Regions from separate parts of the Mus musculus genome. Here region 2 is linked to region 1. The links are chromatin loops, found by intact Hi-C in ENCODE. Cell type or tissue: left cerebral cortex. All regions are shown on one strand.

Region 1 (4,000 bases):
GCAGAAGGAATCCATAACTTTGCACCACTTGGTAAGATAGTGGTTATGCCTCTTACTATGACTCAGCTCTGTGTTCTGATGAGGTGAAGCAAAATTAGTTGTGGACACAAGTTGAAACTAGATTAGTACAATTTTAAATAAAAAAATTCCTTTTATAGGCTGTTGGGTCCAAAACATTCTACTAAGTACAACATTTTTAGGTCAGTTCTCTCTTCAAATGTTAATCACCTTAAAAGGACTTAAACATTGATATGTTTTACATTTTTAATTTAGGTGTTTATTCCTTCATACTGCATTTCTTTCATGCTTTTCTTATTGTTGTTTCATGAACATCTGAGAAATAAAGACCATTATTTTCATGGTTAAAGAAATTATAGTCCTCAAGAGTTTTCTACTTAATTTAAAAATTACCCTAGACATGTGCTCACTAATGGTCACTTGTCCTCTGACTAATAGTTGACTGGCTATTTTGGGACTACTGTTGATCATCATGCTTGGTGACTGACAGTGTAGCTATTCCAGCAGATGTTTATTTTCTGCTGGTTGTTATAGCTTCATATGGTATCATCTGAGTATTTCTCGTGTTCTCCTGCATCCTTTTCACACGTTTGCATGCTGTTTCCCACTGTTTCCTTGTAGGTACCATCACTTCTAGTAGTCCTACTGCCCAGCCAGCTGAGGTGCTCCTGCAAGCCACACCGCCCCATCGAAGAGCTCGTTCTGCTGCTTGGTCCTACATCTTTCTGCCTGAGGAAGCCTGGTGTGACCTTACCATCCACCTTCCGTCAGCAGTGCTGCTGAAGGAGATACACATTCAACCTCACCTCGCATCTCTCGCAAGTGCGTACTGTGAGGAGTGCTGCGAGTGACAGGCAGGGAAGACCGGAAGTGCTCTCAGCAAGCCCTCCTGTGCTCACCTTTGGTGTTAGGTCATGGGTACATGTGTTTAATCGCTGTGGGCTCCCTCCCTCCCTCCCCTCCTCCACCCCCCCCTTCTGTATAATTCACTTGGTTCTTAATTGAATATATTTTATCAGAACATTTTAAGGTAAATTCCTTAAAATACTTGGAAAATCAGTTCCAGATTAAGTAGAGACAGATTTTTTTTGTAGAATATTCAGTAACAATGCTTGATAATATTTTTCCATTTAAAGTCACTTAGCTTCTTTCAGCATACTCACAGTTTATATTGAGATGGTCACATTCATTTGTGTTCAATGTTATTCAATTGAAAACCTTGGGAGATTTCATAGATTTTTAGTATGTTTGGAAGAATATTTTTATTTTTAAGGTAGACTATAATCTAGTTATATTCAAACTATTACCTAATCTCATCCAAATAATATAAGGTGAACGTCAGACATAATGTCATGTCCCTGTAATTTCATGTCATGGGAACATGAGGGAGGACAGTTTTGAACTTGAGGCCAGCCTGTGTTTCCAGATGAAATAAAACAAAAATAGTAACATACCCAGATGTCCCTCAACAGAGGAATAGATACAGAAAATGTGGTACATTTACACAATGGAGTACTACACAGCAATTAAAAACAATGAATTATGAAATTCTTAGACAAATGGATGAATCTGGTGGATATCATCCTGAGTGAGGTAACCAATCACAAAAGAACACACATGATATGCACTCACTGATAAGTGGATATTAGCTCAGAATCCTTCCTAGAAGGGGGAACACAATACCCATGGAAGGAGTTACAGTGACAAAGTTTGGAGCAGAGACTGAAGGAACGACCATCCAGAGACTGCCCCACTTGGGGATCCATCCCATAAACAACCACTAAACCCAGACACTATGGCAGATACCAACAGGAGCTTGCTGACAGAAGCCTGATATAGCTGTCTCCTGAGAGGCTCTGCCAGTGCCTGACAAATACAGAAGTGGATGCTTACAGCCATCCATTGGACAGAGTACCGGGTCCCCAATGGAGGAGCTAGAGAACATACCAAAGGAGCTGAAGGGGTTTGCAGCCCTATAGGAGGAAATTTAATATGAACTAACCAATATCTCCAGAGCTCCTTGGGACTAAACCACCAATCAAAGAAAACACATGGTGAGACTTGTGGCTCTAGCTGTATATGTAGCAGAGGATGGCCTAGTCGGTCATCAATGGGAGAAGAGGCCCTTGGTCCTGTGAAGGTTCTATGCCCCAGTATAGGGGACTGCTAGGACCAGGAATGAGAGTGGGTGGGTTGGGGAGCAGGGAGAGTGGGGAGGGGATAGGGGATTTTCGGAGGGGAAACTAGGAAAGGGGATAACATTTGAAATGTAAATAAAGAAAATATCTAATTAAAAAAAAAAGAATAACGGGCTGGTGAGATGGCTCAGTGGGTAAGAGCACCCGACTGCTCTTCCGAAGGTCCGAAGTTCAAATCCCAGCAACCATCCATAATGAGATCTGACTCCCTCTTCTGGAGTATCTGAGGATAGCTACAGTGTACTTACATGTAATAAATAAATAAATAAATCTTTAAAAAAAAAAAAAAAAGAATAACATATACTAAAACCTTACTTTAGCAGGCCATAAACTATTTTAAAAGACAAAGTACTGCTTGACAGGGTAGCATAGGCCTACCTTCCTATCTACTTAGTCTTCAGCAGGAGGATTTACAGTTGAGTATCTGCATGGGTATCTTGTGAGTAGACAGCTAGAGAAACCTAGTGTGCAGATAGAAACCGAGACGTGATCTAGTGGCATGGAGTCCTTTCCTAGTAAGCTTTGCATCAAGCTCTAAGCTGCAGTTCAAGTATTGCGATCTGAAATGAGAAAGCTTTTGTTTGGGAGGAAAACAGTTTGTTTGAAAGTGGATAGATTTTGCCTGTGAGAATTTGGAACTCAAGTACAGTGTGGGTAGAGAAAGCTGGTATTTATGCATTCTTAACTAACAGATAACTTTCTGGTGGTTTAGGGCAGGGACTCAATATATGTTCCAGTGAAAATTGAATAGATTTATTATTAAATGGTGGTAGAAATTTCAGTTGTTTGATTCCTTAAAGTGTATTGCTCATGTAAAATACAGCCGTTATTAGTTTCTTGAAAATGTTTTTGAAGTTACAGTTTACAAACTTTAAAAAAATTTCTCTAACCCTTAATGTAAGCCTGCCATTTAATTGACAATTAATAAAATTATACTTAGTATAGAAATAAACCAATTTTTAAGATTTTTCTTTGATAGCTATGTTTGCCCCATAGGCCTCTGTGCTATGCAGGGAGCAGAATGTCCCATTAGGAGTTTCCATTTGTTACCTCACTGGCACTCCTATGTAACAAAAACTGTTTTACTCTTAAAATTTGAAACCGTTTGGTTAAGATTTAAAATGTAAATAAAAGGCGAAACTAGTTGTGATGTTAACAGTGTTGCAAATCTTACAGTATTGAACCGATTGGTAATTACTATTCTGGTCTTCTCAAGTTATTCTAAACAACCAATCTTAAAACTATGCTATGTTCATGACAGTTTTGGTAGAAGAGGAATAGGAAGTAATTGCCCTCTAAGTTGCTTTATTTTACTTTTTGCAAGTATGTAATACATACACAACTGATATAAGTTACTTTTTCCTTAGGTGAATATTTCCATATTTATGATTATTTTAATTGTGGGAGGTCATATTTTTTAAAAACATGCAAAGTGGTGATGAATGCTAGTGACTGGTACTTCTTGTTATAGTTAGTGCTTTCTGTAAGCTCATAGTGCATGCATCTCAAAGTTGCCAGATTAGTGCCCTTCATCTAGAGTACTAGAATATAGCATCTAGTTCCCTTTTTTTTACTGTTCAGTTTTCTCTTCCTGCAGCCTGCCCATCGTCAGTGTCTGTTGAAGTAAGTGCAGATGGTGTTAATATGCTCCCTTTGTCTACTCCTGTTGTCACAAGCGGTCTCACCTACATAAAAATTCAGCTTGTCAAAGCCGAAGTAGCTTCTGCTGTCTGCCTCAGACTCCATCGTCCTCGGGACGCCAGCACACTAGGCCTCTCACAGAT
Region 2 (4,000 bases), 55 kb after region 1:
TGGATTGCAGACATCCAGCAGTACAGCAGTGACAAGCGGGTGGGCAGGACCATGTCTCACCATGCAGCTGCTCTCAAGGTGAGCTTGGTTATGAAGTCATCGACTCGGGAATTCCCAAAGAAGAGCAGTGTTACAGAAAGTGTATAGATGGCTGCAATAGCTTTCACAGAACTTCTTCAATTAAAAGTGACTACAGGACCTGAGCCCAAAAGTGTGACAGGGTTCAGGGGTTGGCGAGGTATTGGGTCCATGAAGTTTGTTTAGTTTTGTTCTAATTTATTTATTTACAACTCAATAGCAGCCCTTCCTCTCCTCCCCCACCCCCTTTAGAAGGAGAAGGTCCCTCTGGGTATCAGCCCCACACATCAAGTTGCTGCAGACTAGGTACATCCTCTCTAGCAGACAAGACTGTCGTTTAGATATGGGATCCACAGACAAGCAGGCAGGCAGCAGGCTCATAGACAACCCGTGCTCCAGTTGTTTGGGGTACCTGCATGAAGACCAAGCTGCTCATCTGCTACATGTATGTAGGAGGTCTAGGTCCAGCCTGTGCTCTGTCTTTGGTGGGTGATTCAGTCTCTGGGAGCCCCCAAGGTCCAGGTTAGTTGACTCTGTAAGTCTTCCTGTGGAGTTCCTGTCCTCTTCAGATCCCTCCATCTTTCTCCCAACTTTTCTCTAAGACTCCCGAGCTCCATCTTATGTTTGTTTATGAGTCTCTGCATCTCGTTCCTTTGGCTGCCGGGACAGAGGTCAGTTATGCTAGGTTCCTGTCTGCAAGCATAGCAGAATATCATTAATAGTGTCAGGGATTGGTTCTCACCCATGAGATGGGTCTCAATTTGGGGCAGTCATTGGTTAGCCATTCCCTCAGACTCTGCTCTATCTCTGTCCCTGCACATCTTGTAGGCAGGGTACATTTTGCATTGAAGGCTTTGTGGATGGTTTGCTGTCCTTATCCTTCTACAGGGAGTCCTGCCTGGCTACAAGAAGCAGCCACTTCAAGATCCATATCCCCTCTGCTAGAAATCTCAGCTAGAGTTACCCTATTAGACTCTCTGAGACCCTCTCTTCATCCCAGGTCTCTGGCACATCCTAGAGATTGTCCACATGAGTTTTGTCTTTAATCCTTTAGCCTTACCTTATGCCTCTTGCCTTACATAATTTTATTTCTTGCTATTGGTATGAAGAAGAAGGTACAAGATGGAGGGCCTCTAATAGCTGGTTGGGAATAACCAATGTGAGAGCAGTCAGATTTGTGGAAGGTAGGCAGTTGGTTTTACTTGAGCATTCCCTGAGGGAAATGAAGATGCAGTGGCTTTGCAGAATTTTTCCCATACATGGGACTCATTCTTTGTACAGCCACCCATTTTGCTGCTTCCATATAATCCTTTCATTCTCTGCCATGCATTGTTTTCCGTCCCTCCTGCCTTCTGTGCGTGTGGTGGTCTCCTTCCCTCCTGGTTCCTTTCCTCTTTGTTTTTCAGTCCTTGAAAAGATGGAGGTGGTCAGCTGTGGTGGCATACACCTTTAATCCCTGTACCTGGCTAGGGTGGGTTCCCAGATAGCCAGTGCTGAGTACTAAAACAAGTAAATAGCTGATAATAAGAATGCTAGTTTTTCAGGTGTGTTTCCTTATTTTTCCAGTTCAGAAATATTTATGAGTGACACATTGTATGATATCTGGGAGGATTTGCTTCCAAATAAGGAAAATGAATGGATGAGCTCAGACCGCCAGGGATTGGTGGTTACTGAAGCCACCAAGGTTCTGGGTCATGTGCATTGACTTTTCTGCTCTGCCACTTTTTTATCCAGTTGAAGGTTTTACATTATGGAGACTTTAGAGCCACAACTGTCCGTGCGTGTCCGTTCCAGCACTGTGCATCTCTGTACAGGAGGGTAGGAACTCAAGACCACCCTTGGCTAGTGAGGCAGCTGTCTGAGGAGAGAACACTTTGCTGATCTATGCTAGTTCTGTTATGTCCAATACTGGAAACCAGTTTGTGTTCTGCACCAAGCAGGAGCAAGGACTTGTGCATGTATAAACTTGTAGGTCTCTTCTCTCTCCTTACACCATGCCTGCCGTCTCCTCTCCATTTATGTTTCACTCCACGTTCACTGCTGGAGGCCTTCCTCAACCTGACGCACACTGAGGTTACTCATGAACACACCCACCCACTGCTTACTAGCGCTTCCCTCCTTTAGTCATCATAAACTGTTCTCTTTCTCCCTGTTCCTTGTTTAATTTCCTTTCACTTTTTTCTGAGATCCAATTTATAGCTGCCTCACTTTCTCTTGTGGTCGTTGGGCTTGAAATGTTAGGCATTTATTCATAAGACAAACCTAAACGTCATGGATCTGAAAAAGGGATGGTAGGGATGAGGCAGTTTGATAGGGACAGGAGGGAGGGTGGAGAGAACATCGGGACTCATACATGCATGAAGTTGACAGGAAAACAAAATCAATCAGTTAAAATGTGATCCTTCAAACAAAGTCTCCTTCGTCCCCTGACTTGTGTTCCTAGTGGTCTCTCATAGGCGCCCTCATTAAACATGGAGAGCAGGACTGTGCCTCCCTTCAGATAGATTCTCTCAGCTTCCTACACTTAATTTCCAGACTGCCCTTTTCTCGAAGATATGTAGACATTGCTTAACTCCCTTCACCTAGTTCAAGTGCTCAATGGGAGACCCTTCAGTCTTATCTCTTCTTCCTGGTGCTCGCTGGATTGATCCTCCCTGGATAAGTGTTCAGCTGCAACTTTGCTCACATACACCCTCACCACCTGCCGTCTAGCTGTGGCTGCTGCTCTGTTATTGCAGCGTTGGCTTTTACCTGAAATTATTTTATTGTATTATTTCGAAGGATGTTTTTTATTTTTGTTTGTTTGTTTCCTTTGTACTCATGGCTGGCCTGGATCTTAACTATGTACACCAAGATGCCCTCAAACTCAGATCTGCCTTCCTCTGTCTCCCCAGTGCCACTCTGACTTACAAGTCCTTTATTTCCAAACTGGTGAAGGTTTTTATTACATTTTTTATTACATTTTTGCTGAAGAAGGCTAGTCAAGGAAGGACGTATGACAGCTTGAGTTCCTAATAAGACTTACAGTATCCCACTCCCAAGTTCTCATAATAGTAATAGTGGGATGTTTCTACTCCTTCCTTAGTCAGGATTATTATCACAGTGGGAAGAAATCAGTGCTGGAGAGTTTTAAAGTTTCAAGTATGACAATATGCTTTAAACCCATGCAAGTGGCTGATAATGTATGATGGCCTCAACCTTTCTCTATCTGTCCCACCTTCATCTAGTCCTCAGGCTTCACACAAGAGTATCTGCATCATGCTCCTTGCCCTTGTTTAGTTAGTGATTACCAGAGCATCTTTTACATGTAAAGATTGTTCTGTGGAAACTGCGTAGTGGGGCTTCCAGATGGTTCGGTGACTAAAGGCTTTGCCACCATGCCTGATGACCTGAGTTTGATCTGAGACCCACGTGGGGCAAAGGAAAAGACTGACTACTTCAAGTTGTCCTAAATCTTCTCACGTGCAGTGCCTATACAAATACACTCCCAAAACCAGCTAGTTTCCTCTTCTAGTCATCATAAACTGTCCTTTGAAAGACTTCAATGTGCTATAAGCGTCCAATCACTCTTATATTCTAAGGCAAGATGTGATAACACAATTATTTAGTCTCTAGATATTATTTTTTGTGTTTAAAATTTTAAAATCTGAATGATAAAAGTATTTCTCCTGTTTCTCCTGAGTTAGAGTGAAACAGTGTAGAAACTTTTGCAGAGTTTGCAGAGGGCCCTGCTATTGAAGCCCGCTCATTTCCACTTGCAAAAATAGCAGTGTATATGTGGGCTGTATTTTGTAGTTTAGGTTTTTGTTTGGTGGTTGTATATTATGTGGTGTGTAGTATCTTCCCCCCACCCACCCTCCGAGTACTAAAGGTCAAATCCAAAGCCTTGCTCGTGCCAGAGAAGTGCTGCACTATTCAATCA

What was found. Peaks named below come from ENCODE experiments on the same cell type or tissue, not always from the same donor. Only the 100,000 strongest peaks of a DNase experiment are listed, where the experiment ranks them.
Region 2: it touches region 1 in a loop (2.1-fold over the local background); 7 of 42 quality-filtered maps call a loop at or near these places.

Annotation. Positions count from the first base shown.
Region 1 is chr17:74,642,656-74,646,655 of GRCm38, forward strand. Birc6 (baculoviral IAP repeat-containing 6) reads left to right here. Exons shown (of 73, transcript NM_007566.3): 48 at 1-31; 49 at 640-840; 50 at 3,814-4,000. Among named protein-coding and RNA genes, the nearest start is that of Ttc27, 73 kb to the right of the region's middle. In left cerebral cortex, a CTCF peak has its summit at 2,473 (motif pointing left); no DNase peak of the experiment used is centred here.
Region 2 is chr17:74,697,442-74,701,441 of GRCm38, forward strand. It overlaps Birc6 (baculoviral IAP repeat-containing 6), which reads left to right. Exons shown (of 73, transcript NM_007566.3): 72 at 1-78. Among named protein-coding and RNA genes, the nearest start is that of Ttc27, 18 kb to the right of the region's middle. In left cerebral cortex, no CTCF peak of the experiment used is centred here; a DNase peak (open chromatin) is centred at 2,125.